Linked DNA regions of Mus musculus: regions 1, 2, 3, 4, 6 and 7 are each linked to region 5. Evidence: chromatin loops called from intact Hi-C (ENCODE). Cell type or tissue: heart. All regions are shown on one strand. Each heading gives the region's core, and the rest is flanking DNA. Links, peaks and the distances in the headings are about the cores only. Region 1 holds the start of Gm36260 (a long non-coding RNA gene). Region 2 holds the start of Gm29328 (a long non-coding RNA gene). Region 3 has its middle 8.4 kb from the start of Gm29683. Region 4 has its middle 120 kb from the start of Gm44689. Region 5 has its middle 14 kb from the start of 6030442E23Rik. Region 6 has its middle 24 kb from the start of Gm39034. Region 7 overlaps Gm36011 (a long non-coding RNA gene).

The links. Hi-C counts contacts between places; a loop is a spot of excess contacts. Peaks named below come from ENCODE experiments on the same cell type or tissue, not always from the same donor. Only the 100,000 strongest peaks of a DNase experiment are listed, where the experiment ranks them.
Region 1: a loop joins it to region 5, with 3 times the contacts of the local background. A loop is called at or near these places in 5 of 42 quality-filtered maps.
Region 2: it touches region 5 in a loop (2.3-fold over the local background); 4 of 42 quality-filtered maps call a loop at or near these places.
Region 3: it touches region 5 in a loop (5-fold over the local background); 2 of 42 quality-filtered maps call a loop at or near these places.
Region 4: it touches region 5 in a loop (4-fold over the local background); 3 of 42 quality-filtered maps call a loop at or near these places.
Region 6: it touches region 5 in a loop (3-fold over the local background); 5 of 42 quality-filtered maps call a loop at or near these places.
Region 7: a loop joins it to region 5, with 7 times the contacts of the local background. A loop is called at or near these places in 5 of 42 quality-filtered maps.

What each region holds. Positions count from the first base shown.
Region 1 is chr7:71,377,265-71,381,690 of GRCm38, forward strand. Gm29328 (a long non-coding RNA gene) reads left to right here. Exons shown (of 3, transcript XR_001778177.1): 2 at 1-159; 3 at 2,390-2,621. Gm36260 (a long non-coding RNA gene) reads right to left here and starts at 2,556. Exons shown (of 4, transcript XR_882213.2): 1 at 2,202-2,556; 2 at 139-219. In heart, for the core only: a CTCF peak has its summit at 1,982 (motif pointing right); no DNase peak of the experiment used is centred there; H3K4me3 peaks cover 588 bases; H3K27ac peaks cover 3,405 bases.
Region 2 is chr7:71,368,356-71,372,781 of GRCm38, forward strand. Gm29328 (a long non-coding RNA gene) reads left to right here and starts at 1,877. Exons shown (of 3, transcript XR_001778177.1): 1 at 1,877-2,068. In heart, for the core only: no CTCF peak of the experiment used is centred there; DNase peaks (open chromatin) are centred at 476 and 2,636; H3K27ac peaks cover 2,112 bases.
Region 3 is chr7:70,344,001-70,348,426 of GRCm38, forward strand. No RefSeq gene overlaps it. Among named protein-coding and RNA genes, the nearest start is that of Gm29683, 8.4 kb to the left of the region's middle. In heart, for the core only: a CTCF peak has its summit at 2,462; DNase peaks (open chromatin) are centred at 2,321 and 3,711; H3K4me3 peaks cover 1,467 bases; H3K27ac peaks cover 1,580 bases; H3K27me3 peaks cover 2,899 bases.
Region 4 is chr7:71,579,289-71,583,714 of GRCm38, forward strand. No RefSeq gene overlaps it. Among named protein-coding and RNA genes, the nearest start is that of Gm44689, 120 kb to the right of the region's middle. In heart, for the core only: a CTCF peak has its summit at 2,717 (motif pointing left); a DNase peak (open chromatin) is centred at 2,693; H3K27ac peaks cover 284 bases.
Region 5 is chr7:71,228,346-71,232,771 of GRCm38, forward strand. No RefSeq gene overlaps it. Among named protein-coding and RNA genes, the nearest start is that of 6030442E23Rik, 14 kb to the left of the region's middle. In heart, for the core only: no CTCF peak of the experiment used is centred there; a DNase peak (open chromatin) is centred at 2,746; H3K27ac peaks cover 1,257 bases; H3K27me3 peaks cover 1,105 bases.
Region 6 is chr7:71,309,304-71,313,729 of GRCm38, forward strand. No RefSeq gene overlaps it. Among named protein-coding and RNA genes, the nearest start is that of Gm39034, 24 kb to the left of the region's middle. In heart, for the core only: no CTCF peak of the experiment used is centred there; a DNase peak (open chromatin) is centred at 2,318; H3K27ac peaks cover 1,054 bases.
Region 7 is chr7:71,095,301-71,099,726 of GRCm38, forward strand. Gm36011 (a long non-coding RNA gene) reads right to left here. Exons shown (of 6, transcript XR_391596.1): 4 at 62-156. All of the region lies in intron 1 of Gm39033 (a long non-coding RNA gene), which reads left to right. Among named protein-coding and RNA genes, the nearest start is that of Gm39033, 6.5 kb to the left of the region's middle. In heart, for the core only: no CTCF peak of the experiment used is centred there; no DNase peak of the experiment used is centred there.

The DNA of each region.
Region 1 (4,426 bases), core at 211-4,210, 150 kb after region 5:
ATGTCAGCAGCATCAGCAACAGAGTAAAGGTGCTTGATAGCAAGACAGCAAAAGAAATCGTGGATGTCGGTTCAGCACCGTGATGCTCGTACCGTCCACTGGAGCAGTTTGAAGAAAGACTTTCATTAACATACTTACACAGCAGTTGGCATGCTTCCGGTAAGAAAGGGCGTAGTATACTGTTTTCCCTCTTTAAGTAAAATGTTTGCAAGGAAACTCCTGTAGAGATAGAGAGATGGATCAATGGGATTAGTGAGTAAAATGCTTACTGAACAAGCATAAAGACCTGAGTTCAAATCCCCAGTACCTATATAAAAACTGATGTGGCAATGGGGGTCTAAAACCTCTAGGGTTGTAGGGACAGAGACAGAAAGATCCAGGCTTAATGGTTGGAGCAGTAAGCTTTGGGGTCACTGGAAAGACCCTGTGTCAAAACAAAGGTGAAGAACAGAACTGAGTACACAGCCATCCATACATGTATGGACCCATACAGATCACACACACACACACACACACACACCACATATAGATGTGCACAAAACCTAAATAAACAATAGCAAGCACTTTCTCTTTAAAAAGAGGACTGTTTTGTTTGTTTGTTTATATCCCAGCCCTAATGTCCTTTCTGGAATTAGGCCTGATGTCCCCGTCATTTCAATGTCAGTCAACATGCCCTCACGAGCCAGGTACTAAAGCTTACAGGGCCAGTCCGAAAAGAGAACAGAGCCAAAGGCTACCCAAATGCAAGCTGGTAGCATAAAGAGCCCAGGGAAACGTGTAGCTGTCACTAGCAATCAAACTGGAGGCCAGAGAAAACTTCTCTTTGTACAAAGAGCTGATCACATGTTGACAGCTGGAATCTACATGGCTCCTTATTCAATAACCTCACGCCTTGCCCGAATTCCAACATCAGCAGCACAATAGTGGCCCAGAAGCAAACTGACACATTCCACATGGTCCAGCTGTCCCATCCCCTCTCTGAGGGCCCCCTCTCCTCCTTCTCTGTCTCCTTTCCACTCACTAAACACATATCCAACCTAAAGGGGACCTACATCGCGGATGTCATTTCCACCTGCCCTTTAATGCTTGGCTGTATGTGGAATTCGACTTCTGTGTGAGAGATGAAAAAACAAACAAACAAACAAACAAAAATAATCAAAAACTCAATACAGGAAATAAACGAATAACAAAACTCACATTCCTTTCAGCTTGCCTGCAAGTGAGGGAAAATATGTAGTATGTGACCAGTGTCTGCCCCAGCACATTCTTGACAGCACACTACAATCCCTTTCTCTATATCAGTGTATGTGGCTTAGTTGATGACCTTTAACACAAGGAGATGTGACCTGTGGCATATCCAGTGCTAATTAGTGCAACTTGCTTATATTGCCTGATGTAATACAAAAACAAAACAAAACAAAACAAAACAAAACAAAACAAAACAAAACAAAAAAGTGTCTTCTGGGAGGAGACACAAAGTTTCCACAATACCCAAGAGCCCACAGCACCTTTTTTGAATACAAGTACATTTTGTTTCTAATTTTGGCAGCACCAACCGATCATACTTGTTTAATATTCCCCATTAAGTCCGTCCAGAATGTTCCCAGGAAGAAAGTTACATTAGGGGCGATGTCTGTTTATAGTATTGTGTACTTTGTTTAACAGAGAAGTGCAGAGTGTTGAGGCTATACAAGGTATGACACAGAGACACAGGAAGCAGTCCCCTCCCCACAGTGCAGACATGCACTGTTTAAAATGCACCCTTGGCCAAGGCAAGAGGGTACACCTCAAGTCTCAACCAGTCAGGAAGCTGAGACAGGTGGATTACAAGATTAAGAGCTCAAGGTTAGTCTGAGAAAATGGCAAGTTCCCATGTCTCGAGGGCAAAAAGAAATATATCCCAGGCAGCATTAAGTATTTAAGCATAACGCTGGAAAACTGAGGTGGCTGAGAAGGGTGTATGACGAGGCAGCCATTATTAATTTCTACCACTAGGGGGCAGAAGGTAGTTCCTTTCCGAACTGACTGCTAGGCAATCAACCATCACATCCTTGTAACATTGAAGGCACTTCAAAAAGACTCAGATGTTTAACTATTGCACTAGTGATCATACATTCATATTGGGCTGCAGGCCAAGAGAGAGGGGGCGGGGGAAATCCAGAGACTTGCAGCTGAAAGGCTATAAAGTAGTGGCTTTTTACCTTAGAGCGGAACCCATCTTCAGTGACAAATTTCAAAGGCCATATGTAGGAGATTTCCATGAAAAGCAGACGACCCCAAATTTCTTTGTTTAACTAGGAGCGATCTTCTTCACAGAACAAGCGGGTTCTCCCCTTCGGTTCTTCTGGTTTATTACGCCGTTAAGGAACTCCCGTTCCTTTCCTTTCAGGTGGCACAATCAGGATTCAAGGCAGAGCGCTTAATGCCAAAGGGTATTTCATTGACACTCTCAGCACCAGAATCTTCAAGGACTTCACCCCAGGCACAACGATACTGAAGCAAATGAACGTTTAGAGTGTTCTGATAAAGAACGATGGGTTTTTGTTGTTGTTGTTGTTTTGTTTTGTGTTTTTGTTTTGTTTTGTTTTTCCTTTTAAATTAAACTCTCCAACTCAACTGCCTTTCTTCAGTAACAACTCAGTGTTCCCAATGCAATTTTCCAACTGGAGACATCATGATTTTTTTTCTTCCCCCACGTACTTAAAACACTAAAAGGGATGAGTCATTAGAATTGTGGAGATTATTTCTAACAAAAATAGTTTTGGCTCATGGGACCTCTTTAGAATGTTTACTGTGTAGGCTTGATAGCTGGATATTCCTGATTGTATTTTACACTGGAGACTCGGATGCTTTGAACATACTTCAGAACGTGCTAAACAATGAGAAACATGTTTTTTAAGAATCCATAGCAGACAGTCTGGGGGCTATGGGCAGGGTCTTTGCTAGGCAATCAGGGAATTTATAAATTCAAATAATGTTTAATTTTTATTTTTTTAGAATGAAGTTGGGTTTTTTTATTTTTTATTTTTTTTTTTAGCTCAATTCATTTTTTTTTCCTTCTTTGAAGAAGACTGTGATCCCAGGAAAAGCAAGCAAGGACCTCTGTGAAGTGCTGGGTTTGGCACGTTCCCTGCCCCCACCCTTCTGGGAGCACAGGCCTCTTTTGTAAATAGAGATAGTCAGAAAGGAGACGCACCTCTTCTGCACCAGGAGTGTTACTTGATACGTACCAATATTTCCTGACAGCGCAACAAAGCAAAATCTCAGGCCTTATGGTATCCTTAGACGGCTAAATATTGTTTGCTTAAGTCAGCTTGCCCCAAACCTTTTATGCAGCCTGACAGTTGATTGGGACAAGTCCCACTAACTTTCTTAAACTGTGCAGTCATCCGTTTGGCGGCCGGCTCCGGGGGTTCCACACGAAATCCTCTTTAGATAAATTCATACCGGCGCAGGGCGATTAGTCTTACAGCCTGCTTGATTCTCTCCTCTTTAAAGACGACACTTTCATGAGCAGTGTGGGGTTGAGGTTGTCGCCTATTAACTGTCTCTTTTGCCTTGCCTGAAAAGCTCAAAACTGGTGGAGAAGATGCAAACAGTGACAAAAAGGGGAGGGGGATGAAAAAATAGAGAAAGAAAGACAAGTAAAAAAGAAAGACAAGGAAAGGAAAGAAGAGAAAAGAAAAGAAAAGAAGCAAGAAACAAGAAAGCACCTTTTTTTCTTTTTGCTGACTCCAAAGATGACAGGTTGAAGTTGACAACCTAATCCTTCAGGCTTGTCTTACTTACTGAAGGCTCAACTAATGTCAAAGGAGGCATCTGATAGCCGTCTTCATGCCAAACCTAACAGCTCTATTGCAACAAGAAACTTTCACATTATATTTTCATGTGTTTTCCCTGCACACTACTTCCTAACTTTACTGCCCACCCTTCCCTCAGCCCACCTCCAGCCCCCTCATTTTTTTTTCAAAGAGAAGAAGTCTTCTGGGCTGCAAAAACCAAAGAGAAACTGCTGGAGAGGGCCAGCTGGGAGCCAGTCAAATTAGTGGATTATTATTACCTTGGGGACCTTAGAAATCAAGTTTGTTGTTGACAGGCCCCTGTTTCTGTAAGAGCCATTAGGAGCTGAGATGTAAAGGCAGTTTGTCAATCAGCACAACATTATTTTCTTAAGTGGGTAACGGCCATTTGTCTCTTTTAGTTTGCTACTGCTGCCTGCAACCAAGTTTACCTCAATTGTTTTGTTTTTTTGTTGTTTTTTTTTTTTTCCTCTTGAATCAGTAAGAATATCAGTTCACACAGAAGCAGAGATAATAATTTTATAATTTTCTTCGGAACCTAGGCTTGTAACCCGGGAGGAGAGGTGAGGGGCTTTGGTAGCCTCGATATCACCAAGCAATACCAACAATGTTAGGCTCACCGGAAC
Region 2 (4,426 bases), core at 222-4,221, 140 kb after region 5:
ATTCTGCTTCAGCTGCAGACATTATACTAGAATAGAAGGATAGAATAAAAATCTCTAAAAAAAAAAACTATAAATAAATAAAAATAAAGACTGGAGACCACTTTAATGGCAAGGTGGTCATAAACCGGAGTGTTAGAGTTTCACCAATATGACATCATTCCCAGTGAGACACCGAAGAGTCCACCATCTACTCCCTCCGCACTCCCCTCTCACACATCCCCTCTCCTGTTAGAGAGATGATGAAGCTGCTTCTGCCTCACAGAAGGATCATAAAAACCTGTATCCCATAAGCTGAAGTCAGCCCAATGAACTACACAAACAGCAATAACCAAAACAAAGCAAGCAGGAAACGCGCAGCATCTGTTATGATCGCACAACCACAAGACAGCTGTTTAATCCCAACTGTTAGCATAAGATCATTTGAGTGTTTGAAGAGCGATCCCATTTGGATATCCCCCCACTTATTTATTTATTTCTTAGCTTTTCCAAGAGTGAGGCTTTCTCAGCTGGAGGACACGATCTGCGCTCCTGGCTCTCTCCCCACTTTCACCCGCAGCTTCCGAAGGAGAGAGGTGATGTGATTTTTTTTTTGAACTATAAATACTCCGAGGGGAATGTGGATGGCTGTGTGGTCTTCTAATGGAGCAGGGCATGGCCCTTTCTCGGCCTCTGGGACCCAGGTTTTGCTCCCCAGAACATTCATAAACCATGCTGGTCAGATTATGGGAAAAGGCCCTCACATGAAACGCACTGGTGGTCTAAGCCAAGTTCTGGTACGGCTGAATTTTCTCAGCACCACCCAAGGTTGGAATCAGTCCCTGTGAAGTTCAGTTCCAAAATCCAAAAACAAAGTCATTAGGTTCACAATTGTTTAGGAAGGGTCAGTGAAGGATGTCAAGAGTTTGGGTGGCCCATTTAAATGCCCACAGTGGAAATGTGGGTAAGACATCCAGTTAGCTCAGAGTGGTACTATAGATCTCCTCTCCTCTCCCTCCCTTCCCCTCCCCTCCCCTCCCCTCCTTTCCAATTAAATCCATAGCCCCTATTTGTAGCTTTCCCCAAATGCTCTGTGAAGAACACACTCTTCACTATGGCTTTCTGGCCCAGGTGTCACGCAAGAGGCTGGTGACAGCAGCAGCTATTCAGAGCTGATCATGTTGTCTCTGAGTAAAAGGAGCAGGCCATGGAAACAGGAGTAAGTGTTAACCTTGAAAGCTGCCTGAGATGCCTACGCCACACATCTCTCCTCACTTCCTCTTTGAAATATTTCTCCCAAGCAAACCTTCCATGTTGGTCTGTGCAGAAAGACATATGAATGCTACTAAGCTTATCTTTGGGGAGAAAGTCAAAGCTCAAGTCTTTTGAAGGCGTAGGAAAAAATTGTCCTAAATCTGACTCTAGAACAATTCTTCTCTAGGTCATGTCAATCTTGGAAACGGAAGGAACGCCTTTTTTCTCTATGCATTTTCAGCTGTAAGTTTATAAAAATACCTGTTGTATAAGAGCAAGTCAGGTTTTGGAAATGACAAGTATTGTGGTAAGAATTCTGGAATGATCTCAGAATGAATGCTCAATACAACCATCATTATTGCTCTTGTTTATGACATCACTACACCTCCTTGAGCTATTAGCTTATCCTCTTCTTAAGTACCCTCAAGAAAAAGGTAAACTATATACTGACACTACATTAATATCTACACATATCCTAAGAAAAAGAAAAGCAGTCAGCTGGGGGAGTCAGTCAAAAGATTAACCACCCATGATAGAAAGAATTAAATTCTTAGGTCAGTCTATGGCATGAGTTTTTCTCATATTTAGATAAAGCATTTTACCTTTAGTCTGCTATTCTTTATCACACACACACACACACACACACACACACACACACACACACACACACAGTTGCATTGCACAGGAGGGAGGCAGAGGTCTCTACAGATTATGAATATCCATCTCAATGTTCAACTTCCCCAACACAGGACAAAATCACCAACATCTTCAATGGGAGAAAATCCTTTATCGGCTGATTCATTTCCATGTTTTGTTTCTGCAGGAGACGGGATATCCTGTGAGTCTATGAGAGGGACGGGACTTGGTGGGATCATTTCAGATATGCCATTTAGCATTATTATTGTGGTTGAGATGGTGAATCTGGTATTATATTTATCAACTAATTTTCATTTTTGGCATTTTCATTTTCTTCTGCTTCCTTCCCATTTTACCCTGATTTGAAAATTACTTAGTAGGATTTGGAAAACATAATGTAAAGAAGTCATATCCCCCTGCATTTGCTACTAAATGATGAAGCAGTTGTTGTGTGCCCTGAAAGCCCTTAGTTTGCTACTAAATGAGGAAGCAGTTGTTATGTGCCCTGAAAGCCCTTGGTTGTGTTCCATTCTGTTTTCTGTAAGTTTGGAACCAGTAGGCCACACACCTTCCCCTGATATTAGAGGAAGGGGAACAGAGGAACCAGGCTACTGAGAGACATTCCAGTGTGAGCAAGCTCACAGAAGTCCCAAGTATCTCTTACAGGCTCATTAGTCAGCCCAAACCAGGAAATAAATATCCTCCTGTTTTGTGATCACCCCCTAGCTACTGCTGTAACAGGAAACATAACTGAGAGGAAGACATCTGAGCACTCTGCCGCCCCAGTTGGAAACCAGCCCTTTCCCATACCTCTCCTGAACTGTAGCTCTGAGGGAAGGAGCCCCTGATTCCCCCACTGCACCGGGGTTACCTTTGACTTTAAAACAAAGTTTCAGGAAACTATTTGTGTGGATTGTGAGTTTAGGTTGCCTTTTGGTCAGGTACAATCCTCTCCGTTTTACAGCGACTTGCTTCTGTGAAACACAGCTGAGGATTTTCTGCACACCGTGTATTTCATGGCGTAGAAAACAGATCTCTGCCAGAAGTCAATGAGTTGGGATTTTATAAATAGGTTTATCTAAAGAGAAGCGAACTAGAAATAAGATTGGTTGACACCTTGGGAAAGGGAACTTTTGAGAAATTAAGCAAATGTAAATTAACCAAAGCTGATTTTGTTTTGTTCAGTAGGTAGACCATAAGCTTCTGGGGTTTTTTTTGGGGGGGGGTTGTTTTCTTGGGTTTGCTTTGTTTTGTTTAGCTGTCTTAGTCGCTCATGCCAGGGTGGCTTGACCTCAATGTGGTTATTTTGAGTACAATTCACCAGCAAAAGCCTCAAGGTTCCAGGCTCCAGAAACGGTAGCTCCCAGTTAGCAGCTCCAGTGGAAACCCCACCATATATTCCTTAGACTTCCTTATCAACCACCCTGGGCACACTCACCAGGGTACACTCTTTGCTTCATCCTACCTCCTGCCCAAACTCTGTTTCCTGGTTTGCCCATGTCCTGTGATATACGCAGCTCTGAAAATTAAGATTGCAGCTTTGATTTCTCTAACCTGCATTTCCCTTCCAGATTAGTGTGGAGGCCAAAGGGAGTTTCTGCTTAACGATTATCTACTTCTCTGATTATTTCATTATGTAGCATTTTCTTTATAACTCTGAGTTATGAGCAGGACTTGAGAACGTCCTTAATATTCTGAGGTATAACCAGAACTTCAAAAATTACCTCCCTCATATCCTTTGATGGCTTGTATCTGGGGGACGTTTTGAAAACAGAAAGTGTTTGTGGCCGTCTTCTAAATAGCTGGTCTGTTTCCCACTGAGTCACCTCTCCCCTCTCACCCAACAATACACACTAATTATGGGGGCAAGTGGAGGTCATGTCCCTGGCTGGTTCACCCCTATTTGCCCTTATGAATCTGATTGGACATAACTCAACACAATGTAGAGAATTCATTTAATCTGACTCATTAGACAATTCAAAGAGAACATTTTATACCTCCAAGTATATCAGAGTAGGATTTGTTTGCTTGCTTCATTGCTTTTTGTTATTTAAATTGTGTGTGTGTGTGTGTGTGTGTGTGTGTACTTGGTAATTTATATCCTGATATCTAGAAGGAAGATAATTCTCACAATTAGGTACAAGTATGTTTGATGGATTTGAGAGAGAGAGAGAGAGAGAGAGAGAGAGAGAGAGAGAGGGAGGGAGGGAGGAAAGGACAAGAAAAGCAGGCTATGCAGGTGTGTCTCCATTGGTAGAATGCTTGCTCCTTATGCTTGGGTTTCTTTCCTGGTAACATATAAACTGGCTATGACAGTATACTCCTTCAGTCCTAGCACAAAGGAAGTATAGAAAGATTAGGAGTTTGAGTCCAAACTCATCTAGACAGAAAGCTTGAGGCAAGCCTAGAACAATGAGATCCTATGTTCAGAAAAAGAAGAAAAAATATTTCCATTGAACAAAAATCTTAAAAAATTAGTAGTCTAACAAAGCATTTTATACAGCCCCCTCCCCTAAAGGAAAGGCATGCCACCTTAGTTCTAAAATCTCATTCATTCGAA
Region 3 (4,426 bases), core at 151-4,150, 880 kb before region 5:
AGGAAATTCTTAAAAGTGGTTCTCTGTTTTACACACACACACACACACACACACGAGGGGGGATGGATTTTATTAAACAAATAAGCTAACAACCGAACATTTCTACTTCCATCACAGGCTAAGAGGCATTGGAATCTTGGACCTCGGACTGTCTTTACTACCTTGTTCATTCTCTCCCTCTCCCCTCCCTTTCTTCTCTGCGTTGTCACAAAACCCCAGAAGTTCCTGATGGGGAGGCAGTGACTCCTTATTGGAGGCGAGGAGGTCGTGTTTCCAAGTAGAGACATCAGCAAACCGCAATCTTAGTGACACTGACAGCGCAAAATTATGTTTAATGTTGGAAGGGGGAAAGGGGAAATATAAAATTAGCGCAGAGAAAATGTTTCCCAGACCTTCTAGCAATTAGGGCAGAAGTTTTTTTCATGGTCATATCAGTGGGGAGCCTACTGGAGCAGGGAGCCGTGACCTGCCAGGCTTGTGCCCTAGGTCTAAGCAAACGACCCACCTGTCACGGAGTCTTCACTTCCTGGGAAGAAAAGTGACACTTCTGAAGGCTATTAGGGGCACTCCACTCTGCCCAGACACTTCACCGGGTTCTGAACCTTTTTGGAAAGAAAGGGATATTCTAAACACCCCATGCTGGAGGAGGTGATAGTTTGGCTATCATTGGCTGGTGAAGGGGACAGAGGTGGAGATGGACTTTTTGTCCTAGACCCCACCCCTACAAGCGGGGGTGGGGGATGGGGGGAGCTGAGACCATGCTGAGGGGAAAGGTTTTAAAAATATATCAGCACCCCTCTTTCCAGAACTCTCTCTCTGCCTTTGCAGCCACTTATGGGCTATGGAGACCCCATAGGCTCCCCTCTTTGTCTTCTGGGCTAGATATTCACTCCTTTATTCTCACGAAGCAGGGAGGCCAAAAAAGAGTACCAATAGCCTAAGGGACTGCCCCAGAGACAGGCAGGGACATAAATGGTGACACTTTGACAGAAGCAGCAGTTTCTGCTCCATGTAAATGATTACTAATGAAATAGTGGGGTTTGTTTTGTTTTATTTTGTTTGAGAGAGAGATAGAGAGAAAGAAAGAAACAAGAGAGACCCCCCCCCTGCACTGGCTGTAAAGAATAAAATTTGCCTTTGTTGGGAAAACAGTGTACTTTGGTAGATATTAAGCCGTTTTCCTTCTTGGGTGTAAGGCTACAGGAGAAGAAAAAGAAAGTAATGAGTGAAAAAGTCACTTGTAAATAATACAATTAAAAAGTAAATTTATTAACAAAATCCTAAAACAAAGCTAAAAACAGGAGACAAGAAACTGTTGGGAAGGCAAGGAGGAAGTAGAAAAAAAAATCTGTGAGTATCACTGAAGAATTCAAAGGATAAACTGGAGGCAAGAGCAACTGCCATTCCTTCTGACATTCCTAACTAGCCTGCTTTCTTGTTAAAAGGAGGGGAGCAGCTAGCCCTGAAGGTTGTAGTTTTATACTTGTATTTTAGCAACAAGTATCAAAAGATCTAAACTAATTGATTGCCGAGTTCCTTGGCCCTCCTCCAAACAGCAATATAGATTTAATTGTATGTTGCTTAAAACTCCATTTCTTGAACAGTGTGAAACATGTAATAAAAGCCATACGCCGTATCGAAGATTTTCCCCCTCTGCAAAAGCATAAATACTCAACTGACACTTGGAAGGAAAAAACATAGCTAATACCCCTAATGGGTTAAATTGGGGGGGGGGAGATCTGAAAGGGGTAGCTACATAATAAAATTTAAACTGTTAATCCATTTTAACTCATTCAAAATAACCTGCGGTTGTGGGTGGTGTTTTACTCCGGAGGGGTCATGGCGAGGAGACCCCACACCATACACCTGACTTGTTCTGAAGCGTTCCATCAAAACCGCATTCCACTTAAGGAAAGTTCTGCCCTTTCTCGAACAGGACTAGAACAAATTTGAAAGTTGTATCCCAACTACGGGGCCAGGAGTTCTCTGGCCAAGAGCCGTGGGAAGGCATTCAGCCGCTCTTGCTCTCCTCCGGCTTCAGTCTCCATGCAGACGTTGCCGTTGCCGAGAGCTCTTTAACAGCGCTGCGACAGCCTCCTTCTGCCCCTCCCGGACAGGCCCTATTCGCCCCATTGTCCTCTGTTATCCGTGACCCATAGTGGCTGTCCCAGTCTAAAGCCAACCCAGGTGCCTCCTCCGGCAACAGCTTCACGAAGAAGGGAAGAGCCCCGGCGCCACGCCTGCGATTTGGTCCGGGATCAAGCGCTGCAGCCAAGTTCCTGGCCGCCAGAAAGCAGGAGGCTCCGCGCATCGCGGGCCATGCCCTGTCGCGGCCACGAGGGCTGGCTGCAGGCGGAGAGCTGTAAAAATCCACGTGAGCCGCCCCTCCTCCTGCTGCCCGCAGCGGCCCCTGACACTGCAGCATTGAAGCCAGTCCGGAGGTCCCCAAGGTCTCCAAGTGTGACAGTACTCGGCATAGCGGGTAGATGGCACAATTTTCTAACATTTAGAGAGAGGAACCCACGCTGGGAGCAATAAGTCCATTTAAAAGCCCTTTATTTAAGAGGAACAAAGATAACTGACAAGCGGAGTACAGAGACATCTCAATGAAATTTCCAAAGAAGAAAGAGAATTCAGAAGCCAACGCAAATGCGAACTGGGCTTGATGGAACAGGCCAGCACTAACCCCTCCTCGGAAAAAAGGGGGTGGGGGAGGAAGAGAAAAGACAAAAAGAAAAGAAAAGAAAAAGAATAAAAATATAGTAGTTCATGGGACCGTGGGTGTTAAAGATCACAACCCAAACCAATTTCTGAAAATCCATGGTCCAGAGAACTTTAAATGACCAGGTGGACAAGGCAGGGTCAGGTTGTGAGGAACAGGATCAGGTTAGAGGAAAAGGTCTAGAAGTTTTGCCCCACTCTTGAAGGCTACCTCTGGTTGGTCTTAGTGGGATTAAGGAGTGTGAGGTAAGGTGGATAGACATACTCGCCTCTCCGGAGGCCTGAAGACCAGAGGCATCTGTCCTAGAGCTGTGCCCTAACTCAGTCAGACAGCATCCCAGGCCTTGAGAATCTAGTCAAAGCCAGAACATTTAAGCTACACAATTGCAGACTCAGGAGCAATCGCTATCTCTGCCAAACCAAGAAGGATGCTGGAGCACTCAGTGATGTCACACTTCATTCTGCCCTTAGAACCTTTGCTCCCCACCTGTAAATCTGTAGGCCAGGTACCTACACACTCTCCAAGAGAGGAAGATCCAAGGCCTTTGACAGAGGAGGAGGGATTTAGACACCAGGAGATGGATGAGACCTCCCCTCTGGTCCTCCTGGGTCTGAGTTGGCCCCGACGACCCTGACCTGCCTGCCTAGCTTTGGGAAGGGACACAGCGGCTAACGCCCGCAGGGGGTCAAATGATTGTATTTGGGTGGGTGCTCGCCGACGTATTTGCTGAGTAAACCTCCCTCGCTGTGCTGAAGGCGAATCCCCGTTGATAAATCCATCATTACCGTTTGGATTCAGGGAGGCAGCCGCGCCACTAAATTCATCTTACATTTGTAGCGCTTTAATAGACATTTATTAAATGCTTTTAGAGAGAGGCATGGGGCGCGTGATTACATCCTAGTTATAGACAGAACATAAAGACCCACGTTAACACCCATTTGCAGGAAGGAAGGAAGAGGTGGGGAGGGGGGTGGTAAGGCAGAGGGATGAAGCGTGGAGAGATGGGGAGGGCGGGGGCCATCGAGCCTGGGCGTTATTAACAAGGCTTGCCTGACGAAGCTAGGCGCAAGGCGAGAGCCACGGGAAGTCTCAGGCTGTAGAGGGAAGCATCCGCCCCACTAGCAGGTCGGGGTTTCCCTTTCCTTGTCCCCATCAATTCCCGCATGGGGGTCTCCTATTCTCTCTGCCAGAGCACAAGGGATGCCCACGCTGCCTCCGACCCTCTCTTCACTTTCTATCAGATCTCTCCAGCTAAACTAGGAAGAAATAGGAGGGACTTACCGAACTTCAGAGGCCTAAGACCCTGTTTAGGACACCCTTTGCCTCACATCTCCCAATAAAATAAGTACAGAGCTAGGCCAGGCCTTTTGCAGTATAAGCAGATGTTTCTACCATCCAGCAGGGTATCCCCGCAGGCTTAGAGGGCTCTTAGACCTGGCAAGTTGGAAGGCAGGATTCCTTCTCTGTCCATCACCAAAACGAACTCTGGATACCCTCTATAAGCCTCGGACTCTCTTAACTGAGAGTTCTCTTAACTGAGAACTTGTCCTGGGCTAGCCCCCCCCCCCACACACACACTTCCACTCAGAATGCTGAGCCTGAAGGGGTGCCCAAGACATTATAGGGCCTAACGCTTTCTAGAGAGCCCTGTCCCTAACAGCTCAGTGCCTCTACTCCGACAGCCTTGTGATGGCTCTCAGCTTG
Region 4 (4,426 bases), core at 221-4,220, 350 kb after region 5:
AAACTTTGCTTACATTTTTTTGAGCTGTGTGGGAAGACTGGAGTTGTGTGTTTCTCATCCACAGGAGCCCCTTTTGGTACTGACTTGGGTAAATGTGTATTTTATGCTGACTAACTGCAAAGATAACACCATCCTATCCTCACTCACAGTATCTGTGTATTTTTCCCAACTTAGATCTGTAGGACAACCTCATTTTTCTTTTAATTAAGATGCTACTTATGACAGTGCCATAGAGGACAATCCTTCATATGGAAAATAGACGCATGTATAAGGCAAGAGTTTAGCTTTGACTCCAACCTGCATTGTCATATGATGGGGCTTAAGTTACACTTAGGTGTGTCTGAAAAAATTCTCTTTTCTTTCTCTCTTGTTTCCTCTCATTTCTACTCCTTCAGTTGGTGTTTTCCGTGTTTCTCTTTATCAGAAAAAAAAAGGTGTGGCTATAGTTGAAGGCTTGTCTTTAATTAGGAATGAATTTACTGAGTAAAGAGACTAAAGGGTCCATAGGGCAGTTTAAGCTATATCACCGAATGATTTGACTCTCCAGACGCTGTGTCATGTGATGTCTGCAGACAGCAGGATTCTTCGGAATTCAGGGCCCGCAGGTCAGAAGCCCAGTGTTCCATTCATTTCCTAGGGTTGGGCTGCTTGTTCAGAACTCAGAATCCGTTATCCACATGTGTCGCAGATGCGGCAATACAAATATATGTTCAGAGACCTTACCTGGAAAATTCATCCTTCACCATCCACAACCTGATAAAAGGCCTGGGAAGCAAAGCTCAGGGCACTGAGGTTGCAGAAGCTGCACAGCACAGGAACAGTTATTTAAAGTGAAGCAAGTAGGGAGAATTGTAGTTAGAATTCAACTGTGCTAGAGACTTACGTACATTTTTTTTCTATAAAGACTGTTATATGTTATAATGAGGCACAATTGGGTATAATTGCAGGGGTGTCCCATGTGGGGAATCATGCCATAGCACAAGACCAGTATAAAGATTTATTTTGGGGAAGAGAAAAGGGTGGAGGCAGAGAGAGGGTGAGGAAGACAGGAAGACAAGAAGAAAGACAGGAAGAGAGGAAGAGATGAGCCAGGAACATGTAGGGAGAGAGACAGAGACAGAGACAGAGAGACAGACAGAGAGAGAGAGAGAGAGAGAGAGAGAGAGAGAGAGAGAGAGAGAGAGAGGTCTTCTTATATGCCTGGCTCAATGCTAGCAAGCAGCAGTGCAAGCTCTTGCAAGGTAACTATTGGGCAGAGCCTAGTGAATTGTCTGTAAGTGAAAACAGTCTATAAATTATTAAAGCTGTACATTTATGTATACATCTTTCTATTGCTGCTTCAAAAGTTGCTAGGGCTCCATTTGTCTCAGCCCCTCCCTTACTTTCTACACTCTCTATCTCTCTGCCTTCTCCCTTTAGCACATACATACACCCCTACAAAGTTAATTATTATTTTTTACTAAAGTTCCTTTTAATTCCCAATGTGTAAGCTTTTATCTATTGTCATAATCAAAGAAAAAAAATTCTTATAACTGTTATAATTATTTAGTCATCACTTCTTCTTAGTTGGAAAGATCTGGTCAAAGTTGATCCTGATTTAGAGAGTCATCAATTTCCTCCTAAATATCAAGGGTTTTCAAAATATAATTATTTCAGCAAGCATTTAATAGATGCACCGCCATGAGCCAACAAAGACTATCACCAGAGATGAGAACGGGTTGAGGAAGGTTGAATGGTGGGCATGCCTCTGTCAAGAACTGGCTTGTCACCTCTAAGACCCATGTCAACTTTGGAGGGGTATATAAGTTCAATTAAATAGGTTATAAAAATTGATTCTAAGCTCAGTGTTTGAAAATAAAATTTCAAAATAAAGTCTAAAAAATGGAATAAGTACATTTGTCTACATTAAAACTTTGATCTTCTGTCCTTCCAAGCCAAAGATTTTAGATGTCTGTCTACATTTTCAAATTAAAATGTGGCATGACATATGACCAAAATCAAAGCAAGGAACAGAAATAAAAGCAGAACTATCTTTTAAAGTCAGGATCTATTCCCTATGGGTATTTTTTATTCTTGGTGTGAGCATGATTTTAACATTAAAAAACAGCTCCATCACTCTCTTTTTAATCTTGTGCTATATTCCCCTTCTCAAATTCAATGTTTGGCAAGAGCAGAGCACAAAATAAGTAAATGTGGTGGAGGGGAGAAAGAAAGACAGACAGACAGATAGAAATAAAAGAAGGGAAAGAAAGAAAAAAAGAAAAAAGAAAGAGAGAGAGAAAGAAAGATGCTGTTTCTCAATGTCCAATGTCTACTGTTGCTGTAAAATAATTATAAGAAGATTTTGTTTTCACTGCAGGATTATGGTGGTAGTGTGCTTATGCCATTTTCTGAAGGACTCAGATAAAATGGGGACATTCATTATTTAAGTGGACATACACACACCTTCTCCAGGAACTAACTGACACATCATCTGATAATCAAAGTTCTCTCTTGTTTTCAAATATGTGGATTCTCTCAAGTGCAAAGTTTTATTTCTGAGTACTTCCTAATTTGATCCAGGGGAAACTATTAGTCATGCTAAAGCAACTCCCATTGGATCTTCGGCTGCATTACACTAAATTCCAGATAATTCTTTAAATAGGCACACTGCTGGCCTCTCTTGCTCCCAAGGAGCTATTTTTAACATCATGTGACTTTGCTGCCCTCCTGTGGCTGCTCCTTAGGGTTCCCCGACCTTGCTTTAGGTCTGTGGGTTCCAGTGACCCTTTCCATAGGCCATCCACACTCCAGTACTGACTATTCCTTGCCATTCATGCACCATTTACCTTCATGTGCCGGCAACAGGTGGATGGAGTGAACAAATATTCTACTAAAACATTTTAAGCATCCTTCTTCAAGTTGGTTCAGTGACACAGGAAGAACCATACCAATTTCCTAATTCAGGTAAATATATTCCCATTGGCTTTCCCATTTCTTTGATTGTTAGAGGGAGCATCTTCTGCTGTTCTCCTACATAGCTTTTTGAATCAGGCAATCTCTACAATTACCTTCTCATCTGAGCCACTGAACATCAAAATAGCCATAGGCAACATTTAACTGAATCAATATAGATGTGTGTTCTAATAAAGTTTTCTCAAACTATAAAATCGTGGGCTACTGTGGATGCTACTTTACCCCTATAGACCATGCGTTATCGCTTCTTGATCCCTAGTTATTTCCCATTATATTAAATGTTAAAAGAATTTTTCTTGATAAGTTAATTGATAATACATTAATGAATTAATGAAGCCCATTTAAAATCAAATACATTATTTTTGAAACTTCCCTTCTATGATTGAATTTGTAGAAATTCTGGCATGTTCTAGTTCAATCTTTTACGTTGTGTTCTCTACATTGGCATATGGAATCTCTGGGTGATTTTTTTCAATTATCAAGCAAGTAATCCATTACAACCCATCTTCACCCATCAGTTTGCAAGGACTCCCTTCTTCCCATTGTAGCATGGCTACTCCTCTTCAGGAATACAGTGTCTATTATTCTTTCTTCAATCGTTGCCAAACTGACACAGCTGTGAGCATCTTTGACCTGCCACTCTCTTTCCTAATTATCTCTAACCTGTCATAAGTTTGGCTTCTTAGAGACATTTCCTTAATATCAGTCTCTTCAAGTGTATTTTTCTGTGCTTGTTTATGTATCCTCACCATTGGGTAAATAATTTCTCAACTGAACTTCCTCTCATGTTGAACTGACATTTTCTTGTACTCAGTCTAGTGGCTTCTTGATAATAAAGTCTGTGCTTCTTATCTCCCATAGCTAGCCTCACCTGACCTCCCCATGCCCAGCTTCTCCGGGTTCCAATTTGACCATGTAATTTTTATGAAAGCCTTTCTTCATAGGGCTGTAAAAGACAGTCTTCCTTCCTCAGATAATTACCCCGGTGTCTATCCTTTCCTTAATCTACCCATACTTCCCTTAGTCATGTTTATCCAACTATAGACTCAGTCGCCAGACAATGGCTCAACCCCAAACACCATTATTATTGTATTCTGTGTCCTCCTGGACCAGTGCCCACTCCATTCTATATTCATCCTTTCATATTCTAGGTTTCTCTCGTTAAACTCTAACTCCCTAAGCAAAGGAATGCCTTAGTCTTCTTCATGTTTCTAGTACCACATATTTGACTTTGAAGGCTATGAGTAAAGATTGAATTAAAACCTGGACAAAAAAGTGAATAAACATAATAATGAATTTACTCATTGATGAGCAAAATATTCTGTGCTCCTCTTAATGTTGGCCTTGGCATAAGAAAACAGTTTCCCAAAAGAACATTCTGTCCTTCAAACTCTACTGAGTGTATTTGTACTGAACTACTTTCTAAACCTCCTCTGTGTTAAAACAAAACAAAATGACCAGTCCTATTGGA
Region 5 (4,426 bases), core at 251-4,250:
AAACAGCCTAACTTCATTTTTGTGTGATCCTATTTTGGATTTAAGCAATAACAAAACTTTTCAGAGCACTTTTAGTTTTAATAACACAGTTGAGATGAATGGAAAGTTTTATCCCCTGCCATTTTACAACATCTGGTCCTATCATTAATACCCAACATCTAAGGGGCACATTTATGACCTCCATTGCCAGGTGGTGTGTGGTCATAGCACACAGTTTCCACGCATGCTCAGTGCTGGTGCTGTGTGCTCTGTTGCTGTTCCATATTGTTTGTATTTGTCCTTTGTCACACTTCAACGGGCTTTTTTGACTTTTAATGCTTTCTTTAAAGATTAAAATTCATGCTTCAGTAAAATGCGCTTTCTTGCTGAAGCTGTTGCTATTGTAACACCCTAGACCTTTAAGAATTGTGTTCTTGTTGCTCCTTAATTCTTCAGAAATTTGAGTGACCTAATGCTTCACTCTATGATAAAGCCCAGTCATGGCAGAAATTGTTTAGAAAGGTGCTGCTGGCTTTGTGGAATTGGTATAAGTGTGCTTTCTAATTGTCTGCTTGTTGGATATTTCATTTAGAATGCTGTTTTAAAAGCAAGACCTCTCCCTAAAGTGATTTCAAAGAATGATGCTGTAACAACTCAGCCCTTCCAGTGTTCCCTGCAAGCCGGAAATCATTCTCCAGTGCAGCTTGTGACTGGGAAATTGTATGCAGTATAGCTCAAAGAAACAGAGAAGACACAGAAAATTGGCAAATTTTGAAACTCAAAGGAAGCTAAAGAACCATCCTATGCAGTGTCCCCCATGGTGACAGAAGGCATGTATGTAACCAGAGTCAACCTTCCTAGGGTAGACAGCAAGACCCCCACAATTGATTTTATGGCAAAAGCTTGATTGAGATCTATTTTAAACCTCATCTTCTCGGCTTTGGACTTCTCTTCAAGGAAGACAAATGCCCTTGAAAAGGAGTCTTAAAAGTATGATTCACAGACTCAGGAAGAATTACAGGATGCAGACAGCCTAGCGAAGTGCCTCCCCCAAGGACTTCATATTTCCTTCCTCTTAATCTGAGAGAGCCATTAAAAAGTTAGCCTGTTCCCTGGAGGCTCCTCCTCAGGATTCTCCTCAAAGGAAATGCTCACACGGAAAAGGTAATTTACCTAGACATGGTTTAAGAAGCAAGACTCCATTTCAGAGATTGGCAGTGCCTGGGTCTCTTTTTAGGACTCTTCCTAAAGTTAAGTAGCAAAGAGAGAATCAAAGGAAACATGTATCACAGACACACACACAGCACCCCTGTACCCATTATCATGTGTAGTCAACTCCCAAATTTGATAGCTTCATAGATAATATACAATCAAACGATACACATGAATCACACTCTCCCTCTGCAAACCAAGCTCCTGTTACCCAAATTTTGTATTCTGTCCAAAGAATGTTTGTAATTATTTGAGCTTCTAGTGGGAAATCTTTTTTTTTTTTTCCTGAGGGGTCGGGATGTGGGAGGAGAAGGAGATTCTTTGCTCTGGACCTTAGGGAGTGCTGTGGTCATTCCGCTTCACAGGATTTTAGGAAAGCAAACTCAAGAGATGATTCCCTTTTATGGCAAAATAACTTGGATGGATTCGCCTTTCCAAAGTCCATTGGAAACAAGACATGTGCTTGCAGAATCCTGCAGCTGTATCTACGAGAACAGCTTGGGGTCCCATCTTACTGGTTTCCTCTACTCATCCCTCCCTCCGATTTGATTTCCCTCCTCTATTCTGGAGTAGCGTGGCAATCTAGAGAAACATGAATGAGCATGTTAAATTCTCCAGTTTCCCCTCTGAAAGCCAATTGTGTTCTGTATAGATGAGAAGTTGACAACCACAGAGCATTTATTAAGAACGTTCAATTCTCTCAGTCCAGGGTCACAGTGGAACTTTAGCAATGGCCCCGAGAACTCTCAGTTTTGTTGCTCCAGTTGAATGGGGACATGCACTCAACCTCTGCAGACCGGTCCTTCAAAGGGTTACTAAACAGGTGGTTGTTAGGAGAAAATGGGATGGGATTATAAATATAGAAAAATGTAGAGAGAAAATCGTGATGTTAGAGATGGCCCTATGAGATGAAAGCTTTGCCTGTCAATACAACCCAGGAGACTGAGGTGGACCAAGGGTGGCACATCCACTGGCTCATGGTTTTAGAGGTCTGAAGGGTGTGCTTCCTAAACACTGGTAGATCAAAGGTTTCGATCAGGCAACCATCTTGTTGCTTCAAAGAACTCAATGCTTTATGTCTGTAAGCCTGAATCCTGGCACTGTCCACTAACCCAACAGAAAGAAGGTCATTCAAGGGAGCTCTGCGCATTCTCTCCCATGCAGCATAGCTTTAATGTGCATAGCAGTTGTAGCATGTGAATAAAAATCAAGCAGTGCAAACGGGGATGATTTCAACTACATCACATTTAAATAATGCATTTATAGAGCAAATTTAGGACAAATGACCGAAAGCATCCCTTTGGTCACCTAACATGCCACTCTCTGCAGTAAAGCTCCTCAGATATACTAAGGATTCATCTCGTTAGTGCTTGTCCTGTGAAACAGGAAAAACAGTGAAGAAAAATTCCCCTCTCATCTTATTTGCTTTGCACAAAGCTCAATCCCCAGGCTTGCATCTGAGACTCACATTTTTTTTTCTTGTGTGCTTCCTTCTGTATGTTTTGGCCGAGTGGGTGGAATTCTCCCTGATAAGCGGACCACCAATCCAGTGTGCACTGTGTGGGGTTGGCCCAGTCGAGTGGGCCCCACTGGGCCCCCCAGGGAAGAAAGCCAGGAATTCACAAGGGTTGATTATTGCCAGGGTTTTAGTTGTTTTTTCTCTTCCTCTCTCCTGTTTCTAAGCTATGTTCTTCCTTGTAAATCAATGCCTAGACTTGGGAGGCTAAGCATCCACCCTGATGGAACCCAGTCTCTGTAAGGGCGCAGCAGTGGAGATACTTTACCCAGGGATTTCACTAAGCCCCTTTAAAGAGTGACCTTGGGAGGCAAAAGGGAAGGGTCAGCCTGTGTATTGTTACTGGAGGCTTGCAATGGTTTAAATGAACTTCCATGGGTGACACATGTGAACAGGGAGCCTAAAACTATTTTTACTCATTAAAGTCAACACTTCACATCTAGCTTTTCATCTTATGTCAACAACACATCTGTCCACTGAGAATTCTGCCTTTAAAAAGTACAGAAAAATAAAACCATCAGGATTTTTTCCTATTGTGACTTTTCTAAATTTAAAAATATACTGCTTACTGTGTCTACATGTGTGGGGCAGGATAGACGAGTGTGTCCAAACACAGGTGTGGAGGTCAAAGGACACGTTTACTGAGGTGACTCGATCTCTGTTCTCTCAACCTTTACGTAGATCCAGGGAATCAGACCCGGATCCCAGACTTGGATGGTTAATGCCTTTCTTCATTGGTTCAGCTATATTTCAATCTAATTTTATAAATATGTATTCAGAGACCACATTCAAGTCACTGGGTGGGTTCTGTGTTGGTGAAATTAAGGTGAAGAACCAATATTGATATTTTCTCTCACTGTTCTAATAATTGGTAAACAAATATATCTTATCTTCATGTGGTTATCAACATTTTCTTAATAGGCTTGCTTATTACTGTGATCTCTCTTGTGTGCGTATGTGTATATAGTTGCTTTTATGTATGTGTACCTACTTACTGATGCCGTTCTCTAGCCTGCAAGAGCACACAGCCCTGGGTGTTCTCATGCCTCCACCTCTCCACCTCTGGTGTTGTAAATCTACTTCAACACTCCAGCTTCCTAAACGGGCTCTGGGATCAGAACCCAGGAATTTATGCTTGTACTGCAAGCACTTGAGAAAATGAGCCACTTCCCAAGCCCATGTTACTGTGAGCAACTTTTCCACCACCCCTTTGTATTTATTTTGAGAAGAGACATTTGTCGTATGACTGAAGGGCAAGAATTCATTACTTCATTTTTTGATCTAGGGCTTTCCTTACAACTTGCTCTGACCAATAGGAAGTAGTAGAAATAATATGACTTAAGGGGTTTTATAAGTGCTGTGGCTATTTTTTTTAATGCCTGGGCAGCATTTTCTCTCTCAAATGAGAAATGAAGAGTGTGCATGGGTGAATTTCCCCAACCTAGGCAGCATGGTCAAGCTTAGCAATGGCCAACTAAATCCCAGATGACCAACAGAGGACTATAAAAACACAGTTCACTAAAGCTAATAAGGTCTAGAACAGTTGATTGTACGATGGAAGTTAACTGAAGAAATGATCACATTCATCTATTAATTTATTCATTCATCCATTCTCAAACACTGGACATTCATCTGCTAAGCCCAAGTGCATGGCAGAAGCCTGAACTGCACAGTTGAGACTTCCAAAGGACACAGGTCAACGGAGCAGTAAATAAATGG
Region 6 (4,426 bases), core at 308-4,307, 81 kb after region 5:
TTTTTTCCTCAGCATACTGCAACCCGTGGGTGTTGCGATGTAACTATCAATTGCTTTCTCAAATATCTAAGGGAGAATCCAAAGGAAGGACACATTCCTTCTCCCTCTAACTCTGTTATAAGGGATGTGTGTGTGTGTGTGTGTGTGTGTGTGTTTCTGTCTGTATTATCTATGACTACCTGTCTATCCATCAGCCCACACACCATAAGCACTTATATGGAGACTGTTTAAGATTTTTACTTCCCAATGGTTATTAAATTCTGTGGAAAGGGCATTTTTCTTCAGGTACTTCTAGGTTATGTATGTTTCAGCAAGTGACCTATTACTCTATGTTCTCCATGAGTGAATTTTTTACTGCCAGGCAAGCATGCCCTGAGATGCACTGTGGTGCAGAAGATGGGATGTGTGATCAAAACACTAAATGTTCCATACAGGATTAGACCACTGGACTCGTGGTTTTGAAAACCTGCAGATGGCCCAGCCTGTTACCTGATGCTTCAGAAGCCAGGAATGAACTTGCGTGACGACCCCAGCCCTGAGATGCTGGGCTATATATTTCCCCAGTGGAAAATAGTAAGTTGGAAAGGAGAACCACTTTGCTACATATGTGGTTTCTAAAGGATTTTGTCTTCTCTACTCTGTCTAGTAGGCTCACCAGCAATTGCAGCACAAACTGTCACCATACACAAGTTGCTAACTCTTGGGATGTGACTTCTTAGTCTTCCTTGCCTTTGGTGATTAGGAAAGTTGTTGAATCCCATGCTCTGACAATATTGGACCTGAAGCAGAAAGCTGGCATGGGCAGGGTAGGAAGAGTGTGGGGAGGAAGCTACTGCGTTCCAGTGCATCCCATTCATCTTGCTTAGTTATCACTCTTGGCTGTTTTGATTTCCTGCTTATTTAGCCATAGACTGAAGAAGGAAAGAAAAAGGAAAGAAAAAGTGAAAGCCATTCTGTTCTTTTTTTTTTTTTTTTTTTTTTGATCCCTTTACATTTGAGGAAAATACCCACAAGGATACAAACACCCTTTCTTCACAAGACACCCTTCTCAGTCATACTGTTCTTACTATGAATAAGAAAAGCTCATGCCAGGCCTTGACTCTGTGGTGCACAAAGCACTCATCTTACTACCAAGCATTTTAATTTTTCTTGAATTTTTCCCAAATTTTCTTATCAGCTCCTCAGATAACTTTTGGATAGTTCTCACCATTTTTTTAGGCCAGCTGTGCCTACCATTCCTTATTTTAATGACCACTCAGGTTTAGTGTTAAAGAAAGTTGGCTATAGGATAGGATATGTTCAGTTTAATTGTGCTTGGTTTGTTGGCTTGTACTCAAATGAGTAGTTTCAGAAACATCTACAACCCAACATTCGAAAGGTCAGTAACATTTCACATTTGGGTATACTAGAATATTTCCTTCCTTCCTTTCTTTCTCTCTTTCTTTTCTTTCTTTCTTTAACTAATTAAAAAATGTTTTTCCTTGCACTTTATTTTGATCATAATTATCCCCATAACTGCCCCCCAACCCCCTGTCGTCTCTTCATTTCCCTTTCTTCTTAGGAGGATAAAAGAAAAAAATTCAAGACTGCCACAGACTACCTATAAAGATTGATATGGAATGCTGAAACTCCTCTATTTCCTATTTGGGGTCATTCTCCCACCCCTAACCCCAACCCCCTAAAACGGGTTTTCTCTCTCTTCCTCTTAGTATTTGTCACAAGAGGAGAATGGGATTTCATGAGCCTTCCATTCAGCTTGCAACTTCCTCTAAGCAAAAGGACAATAAATAAACAAGAAGATAAGACAGTCTCTTTGCCTGCCCATCCCCTTCCTTGGAACTCTAGGACAACCAGATCTATGTTCTTAGAATATTTTCCTGAATTAGAATTTTCTCTAACTCAGTGAGTTTGAAGTCTGTGTAAAACAGATAGCAAACAAGAGGCCTGCTGACACATGTGGATGTCATATTTTTATACATATGTGTGTATAAAAATTTTTTGTATGTATGTGTGTACACATACAACAGTACAAAATACAATTTTTTTCCAGCACTTTTGGTAAGCCAATCTTGTTGGCTACACTGATGAAGGTTGCAGGTAATTCTGTCCACAGTTCTATGAAAGATAAATGACCTCCTTCCCAAGGACACTTGGCCAGGCCTGAGTTTGAGTGTGTATGTGTATCCCTGCACGTGTGCGTGTGTGTGACTGTTTTCTGAAGATCTGACAAGGCATCTCGATCATTTCCTGGTTTTGAGGCCGACCCTCGGCCGTGCACACAGCCCCCCTCTCTGAACTGTTATTATTCTGTCTTGAGGCCTTCTTTGGCCAGGATGTTGCTTCATTTCCACCTTTTGTCTCCGCCTGAATGTGAATGATGCTCTTTCAGCAATATCCAGCCGCTTAAACTCCCTGCTGTTGCCTTACATAAATATACAACACCCGTCTCGCCCTATAACTCACTTCAGGCCTGGAAAAATAGTGACTTCCTTTATTGGTCCGATTCTCTGGCAATTCCCAACAGCTGTATGTTCGCACCTCAGAGGATCCTTATCTTCAGCTTTCCATTTGTCTCAGCACTATTCCCGGGGATTGCCAATAAAAATGATTCCCATTTTTATAACCCCTGAGAACACAGGAGCCAGCTTTCCAGAGAAACCATGTCCTTCCACCATCCCCTGAATAAACAAACAAACCAAACCTCGGGACTACTTAAGAAAAAGGTGCATTTTGTCTTCAAGAGAGATGACCGAAGGAGCCCAGTGCACAGGGACTCAGTAAAACGTGGAGTGTGGTCCCTAAACACATTAATTACGGTCAAGAAAATCTGTGTTTATTTCCCTCCTCATGAGAATAAATTGGGAGCTACAGCATGTGATTGTTAAAATAACACATGTTTAGAGGTATATTCAGTATCCATCTATGTAGGAGGCGTACATCTCTACAGGATATTATATGTTATTCCCTATGCTTTATCAGTTCATTTAACCATTTTTCAGTGCATCTGAATTCAGGGTTATTTTAGAACACATTGTGGGCGGGTCGGTCTATTGACTTTGCTCTATGTCTGAGATATAGAAAAGAAAGGCATGCACTTTTGAAGCTGAAATCACTGTTCATTTTAAAGTAGTCTCATCAATGAAGGGTCTTTATCTAATTAGATCCGATAGGCCTGAGCTTGGGCTCTGCAAGGTTCTGATGTGGGATGTGGGGTAAGGGGCATCCTCATACAGCTGAGCCCCAGTCAGTCACATCTGCTAAACAGAGACCAAAACCCTCCCTCGCCCCTCCCTTATCTGTTAAAACTCAGAAAGTGAAACTTACTAAAAAGCGAAGGGCTCCAGTGTGCCTGAGAGATGGGAGTCACATATTTAGTTGTTGCTCCATCAGGATAAAGTTCTGATCCTGACAGACAAGTCTGAAAGAAGAATGTCCAGAAGGGAAAGGTAAATGTGTGAGATTTCCACTGTTACAAGAGTGTGCCCAAGAATGAAAGAGCAAGAATATTAACCACTCACATGCCAAACTGCATCCACCAAATTGCAGTCGCACCAGGGGGAAGGAGGGCCGTGGCAGGCACCAGTCAATGCGCCCCTCTGTTTCTGATCCTGCAGTTCTCTACAGCAGGAGGAAAGGGGCCTGGTGGCTACTGAACTTGTGAGCCAGCCGGCTTGCTTGGGAACTCACTTGCAATGGTTAGCATCTCTGTAAGTGTGGACGACTTAGTTTCCGGCTTCTCCTCTTCCTACCTGACTTCCACTCCAAAGCATGAATGATAATATTGAAATTGACTTCAGCTGTGCTCCACACATTAAGCCTGCCCCGAAAGACAGTTTCAAAACGAACAAAAAATCTTCCGCTTAGCATGGGTGCAAACATAAATATACAGACAGACTCTTCACTCTAGCTCTCTCTGTTTGGAACTGTGTAAGGAGGCTGACTTTTTATACCAGCTCTTCTCTAGTCTTTCAAATTGGACCCATAGCTCCAAAACTGTCCCTCTGAAGGAGAGGTGATGTCATTTTCCATACAACATCATTAATAGCAGTCTTGAGTATTGCGTTGTCATTACCTCAAGCAGCTGTGGAAAGAACTTAACATTTTCTCAGGGTCAAATGTTCCCTTCTCAGTGGGGAAATTTTTCTGCTCTAAATGAAATGTTACGAAATACATTTTTCCCCCAGCAAGCTTTGCACCACCGAGAGCTGTTTTATTTATCTGACTGTTGTGAGTGTTGTAAAACATGCTGTCTCACATGGTAACACAAGCTCTTTTTAAGAGTGTGCCCTGAGTATTTGCAATTGTTATCGGGCCCAGATGTATCCTCCTGTCATCTTGAAGCTCTGCTAGTTGGCTCGGATATGCAGAATGTAATTATCTCAAAGGTCTTCATGCTAAGTATGCAGAAGCATATGACTAAGGGTAA
Region 7 (4,426 bases), core at 162-4,161, 130 kb before region 5:
GAATGCCCTTGCCCTTGCAGATGCCTAATTAAGTCTTTAGGGTTTGCTATCTGCAGTTTACCTTCAGATGAGTCAGCTAAACTGTTGATGATTGGTGAATCCAGCTGCAGAAGTGCTCACTGTCCAATTCTTTCAGACCTTCATACACTTGAACATCTTTTAAAATGAAAAAAAAAGTGGGAGAGTATTACTTTGTATATTTTCAAAATCAGAGAATCTGTGAGCCAGAAAAAATGGGTCTTCTTTATGTTTACTGTCCTACCTATCTACTTGTAAGCAATGTGAAAATAACAGTTTTAAAATTTTAATTTATAGAAGACAGACTTGACAAGCAGATGTTACACGGTTAGTGATTATGAGTTTCAGTGTTCCTGTGTCAGAGAAATCAAATGTTATGCCAGGTTCTGGGTCCCTTGAGTCTTAGTTAGCTAATCAATGGGTTCCACAGATCCTATTGAGAATGTAGATCCCCTGATCTTAGGGCTCTTGGATGCCTGTTCTATTTTCATCCAGGACTATTTCTGAGATTATTAAATGCTGAGTTTAGTTAACTGAGGGATGTTACAAGCCCCTGGAGCTTTCTTAGGATAATAACTTATGCGTTTGAATGAAAAGGCAGATACGAAAGACAGACATGGTTCTACTGAAAAGAGAAACTGGTCAAAGCAGACTCTTGAAACACATTTAGTTGAGAGTCTACTCTACATCAGCAACCTTGAGGAAACTTCTCCTTCCATCCTTCCTTTAACCTTTCACCTCCCAATTCTCTCCCCCCCCTTCTTTTCCTCTTTCCAATTCTTTCAGAAAACCATTTATAATCCCCTTTAAGAGGGAGAGTGGCCACATTTTTGTATCCATTCCTCTGTTGAGGGGCATCTGGGTTCTGAAGAACTAAGACCAAAGTGTGGACACTTTGCCCCTTCTTAGAATTGGAAACAATCACCCATGGAAGGAGTTACAAAGACAAAGTTTGGAGCTGAGACAAAAGGATGGACCATCTAGAGACTGCCATATCCAAGGATCCATCCCATAATTAGCCTCCAAACGATGACACCATTGCATACACTAGCAAGCGTTGGCTGAAAGGACCCTGATATAGCTGTCTCTTGTGAGACTAGGCTGGGGCCTAGCAAACACATAAGTGGATGCTCACAGTCAGCTATTGGATGGAGCACAGGGCCCCCAATGGAGGAGCTAGAGAAAATACCCAAGGAGCTAAAGGGATCTGCAACCCTATAGGAGGAACAACAATATGAACTAACCAGTACCCCGGAGCTCTTGACTCTAGCTGCATATGTATCAAAAGATGGCCTAGTCGGCCATCACTGGAAAGAGAGGCCCATTGGACTTACAAACTTTATATGCCCCAGGACAGGGGAATGCCAGGGCCAAAAAATGGGAATGAGTGAGTAGGGAAGTGGGGGGGGGGTAATGGGGGACTTTTGGGATAGCATTCTAAATGTAATTGAGGAAAATACATAATAATAAAAAATATTTTAAAAAAAGAAAAGAAGGAGAGTGGCAAATGTTCAGTCTTCGTAAGCTGGGAATTCAAACTCGCGTATTTTAGGATGACTAACGTATCGGGTGCTGGCTATGTACCAGGCGTTCGAGCTTACTAAGAGGCTTGTTTATGTAGAAAGGCAGACTTCAAGCGTGGAAGTCATGCTTAGAGGGAGTGGAGGAAGATAAACAGGAGACAAATACTGACTGGGCATCTACTGTACTTCTTTTCTTTCTGTTTAGGTTAACATGGAAGAAATAGTCATACAATAGTCATTGTATGGTTGGGACAAAGTGACACTCACTAATAACCCTGTTGGAGAGATGGAGCTAGATTGGAGTGCTGATAGTCCAGGTAACCCAGAATTAAAACGAAAACTTTGCTAAACAACATTTCCTTTCAATCTGATAGTTCTTTGACCAATTCGCTCATCAGAGCTGAAGAATGCAGTATGCAGAGAGTCATCATGGGATGGCAGGACAGTAGAGCATATGGGTCTGATGTTCACCATAGATCTATGAAGTTCAAAGAATTTCTATTCCAAACATGGCAGAGTGAAAGTATGGAGTCCAGAGCAAGGCTAAGTGGGGAAATTACAAACCAAGCTTCGTTTTAGAACTTCAAGCAACGTTTAAGCCCGCCCCACCCCTCAGTGCTAAATCGTGGACCTTGAATGCCCCCAAGCTCTCTATATTAAGGGTTTGACAATCATGGAGTTATCTATCATGGAGTAACAAAATTTTAAGAAAGTGGGATCCTATGCTGGGAAATTTGGCCATTAATACTTGTTCTTTTAGAGGACACTGTTGAAATATCGGATCTTCTACTTATTTTTTTCAATCTAACCATCTTGAGGTGAAGAACCTTCTTCATCACAGGCTATTGCAACACTCCATAGGCCCCAGTGCAGCACTGACAACCAAACATGCACTAAGATCATTAAATATGCCTTCTTGTCTTTAAATACGTTGTCAATCTTTTTGTTACAGTGAGGGAAAGCCAACATATCCAGATGTCACCAAGTCCATTCTTCCTGAATCAATTGGACATAATAGAAACTAGTGCAGAAGGCTTTAAAATGAATTTAAAATAAAAAGTATTTAAAAAATCACATAGTCCCTGGAATGTTTCATTATACCCAGTGTACAAATAGTCCTTGTTATTACAAACCAGGTTCCATTTGCTGAAAACCCCTTCCTTTTAAGACTCAAGATCCCAATCACTCTTCTTCAGCCAATGTTGATAGTTTCAATAATACTACAGAGAAGTCTGATAGAGAAAGATACTAAACATGAATTCAAATGAATATCTCAACGAGGCATGGCTATAGCCAGTAGTTTTCAAGGACTGGCATTCAGCTGTAATTAATTTCATAACTATTTTTGCCCAACGAGTATAGCCACTGTACAATTTTAGCCTCGTGTGCTGTCTTAATATCCTTTATGCCATCTCAAAACTATTTTTAAACCATGTATTATTAAAAAAAAAATCCAACGTGGGTATTCATTAGGTTAAGATGGATGAGAATAAAGCTTTATCCTCAACAGATGCCCCACTTAGGCATAACAATCTAATTCTATTTAATTTAGTCCCTGGCATCCTTGCCTTCTCCTGTCAGACTGAATCAACCTGAGTGCTAATTTCTGAGGCAAAACCTCTGTGATCATTTCACTCGTGATTTAATCCAGATCTAACCTCAGGCCTTTGGAGGTTCAAGGTCAATGACCCAATTTACTCTGCCATCCGCCTCTGTGGCAGTAAGCATTGTTATTCCGTGCAAAGCTTTTTACTGTATATGTGATTTCTTTCCTATGCACCTTCACCAAATCCAGCAAGGAGGGAGAGATGGCTTTAGATGGCAAGTTGGTGGGAGCTGTTAAGGATTTGGGGTGTATGTCTTTGGGTGATTCAAGAAAAGAGGTGTTAAGGCAACCTTTGACCCTGTCAGCAGAAGCCGGCGGGAAGAAATGATTGGATTTATTCCAAGGAGAAAATTCTAGTCAGCGGTGTCCTAGTCAGTTGTAAACATTATTTTACAAAGAAATCCTGGACCTTAAATACTCAATACAAGATGTATTGAGGGATAAAGGTAGATACATAGATCACGCTGAGTATCCTCACAGAGGAATGAATACATATGAGCTCAACTCTTACACTACTTTTTCATCTTTTTTTTTTTTTTAACAACCAGTGTCTTTCTCATCTCCTTCACCCACAGTGGTTAATACATTTTGTGAATTTTCCTTTATGTTTTAAATAAATTTTCCCTTCTCCAGTGTCCCAGCAGCCCATCTGCCGGGAGCAGAGGCTCATTGAAGAGCCTCTCTTTAAGTAAAGAAGGTATCCCAGCGACACACAGCTGCACTCAGGGACAGCAGCTCCAGAGTGGTGTCCCTCCCACGAGGAGTTAAACTGGGTTTCTGTGTCAAAGATGCTGAATGGGATTGGGGGTGGAATTGTTAAAATTGGAAATGACCTATTTAACTACATGCGCCTTCCCCAGGACTGGTATAAATACGTCCAACTTTAAAATTTTTTCATCAGAATGAGCTTGTCATTGGCTTTGATGCAGAAGGGCTCTGTAGCGATGTCTTATAGGAAATGGAACATGGATGATTGATCTTTGTAAATCTCTATAATCTTTATGATATGTCAGTGTATCTTTTGACAGCAACAACAAAAAGTTGGCTTAAATCTCCCTGATGCTTGAAAAACTAAAGTAACAGGGTAGAGGTTGATCAGAGAAAAAATGGAAAGTCCTTACAAATTAAAATAATTTAATAATAACTCTCTCCTTTACAGAGGAGAAACAAAGGGCATAGTTGTGTAACTACAATATATATGTTGGGCTGGACATTGTTTAGCAAAATCCTATGTTATGGTTTCATGATTAGATTTCTAAAAATAAGATTACATAGTAAC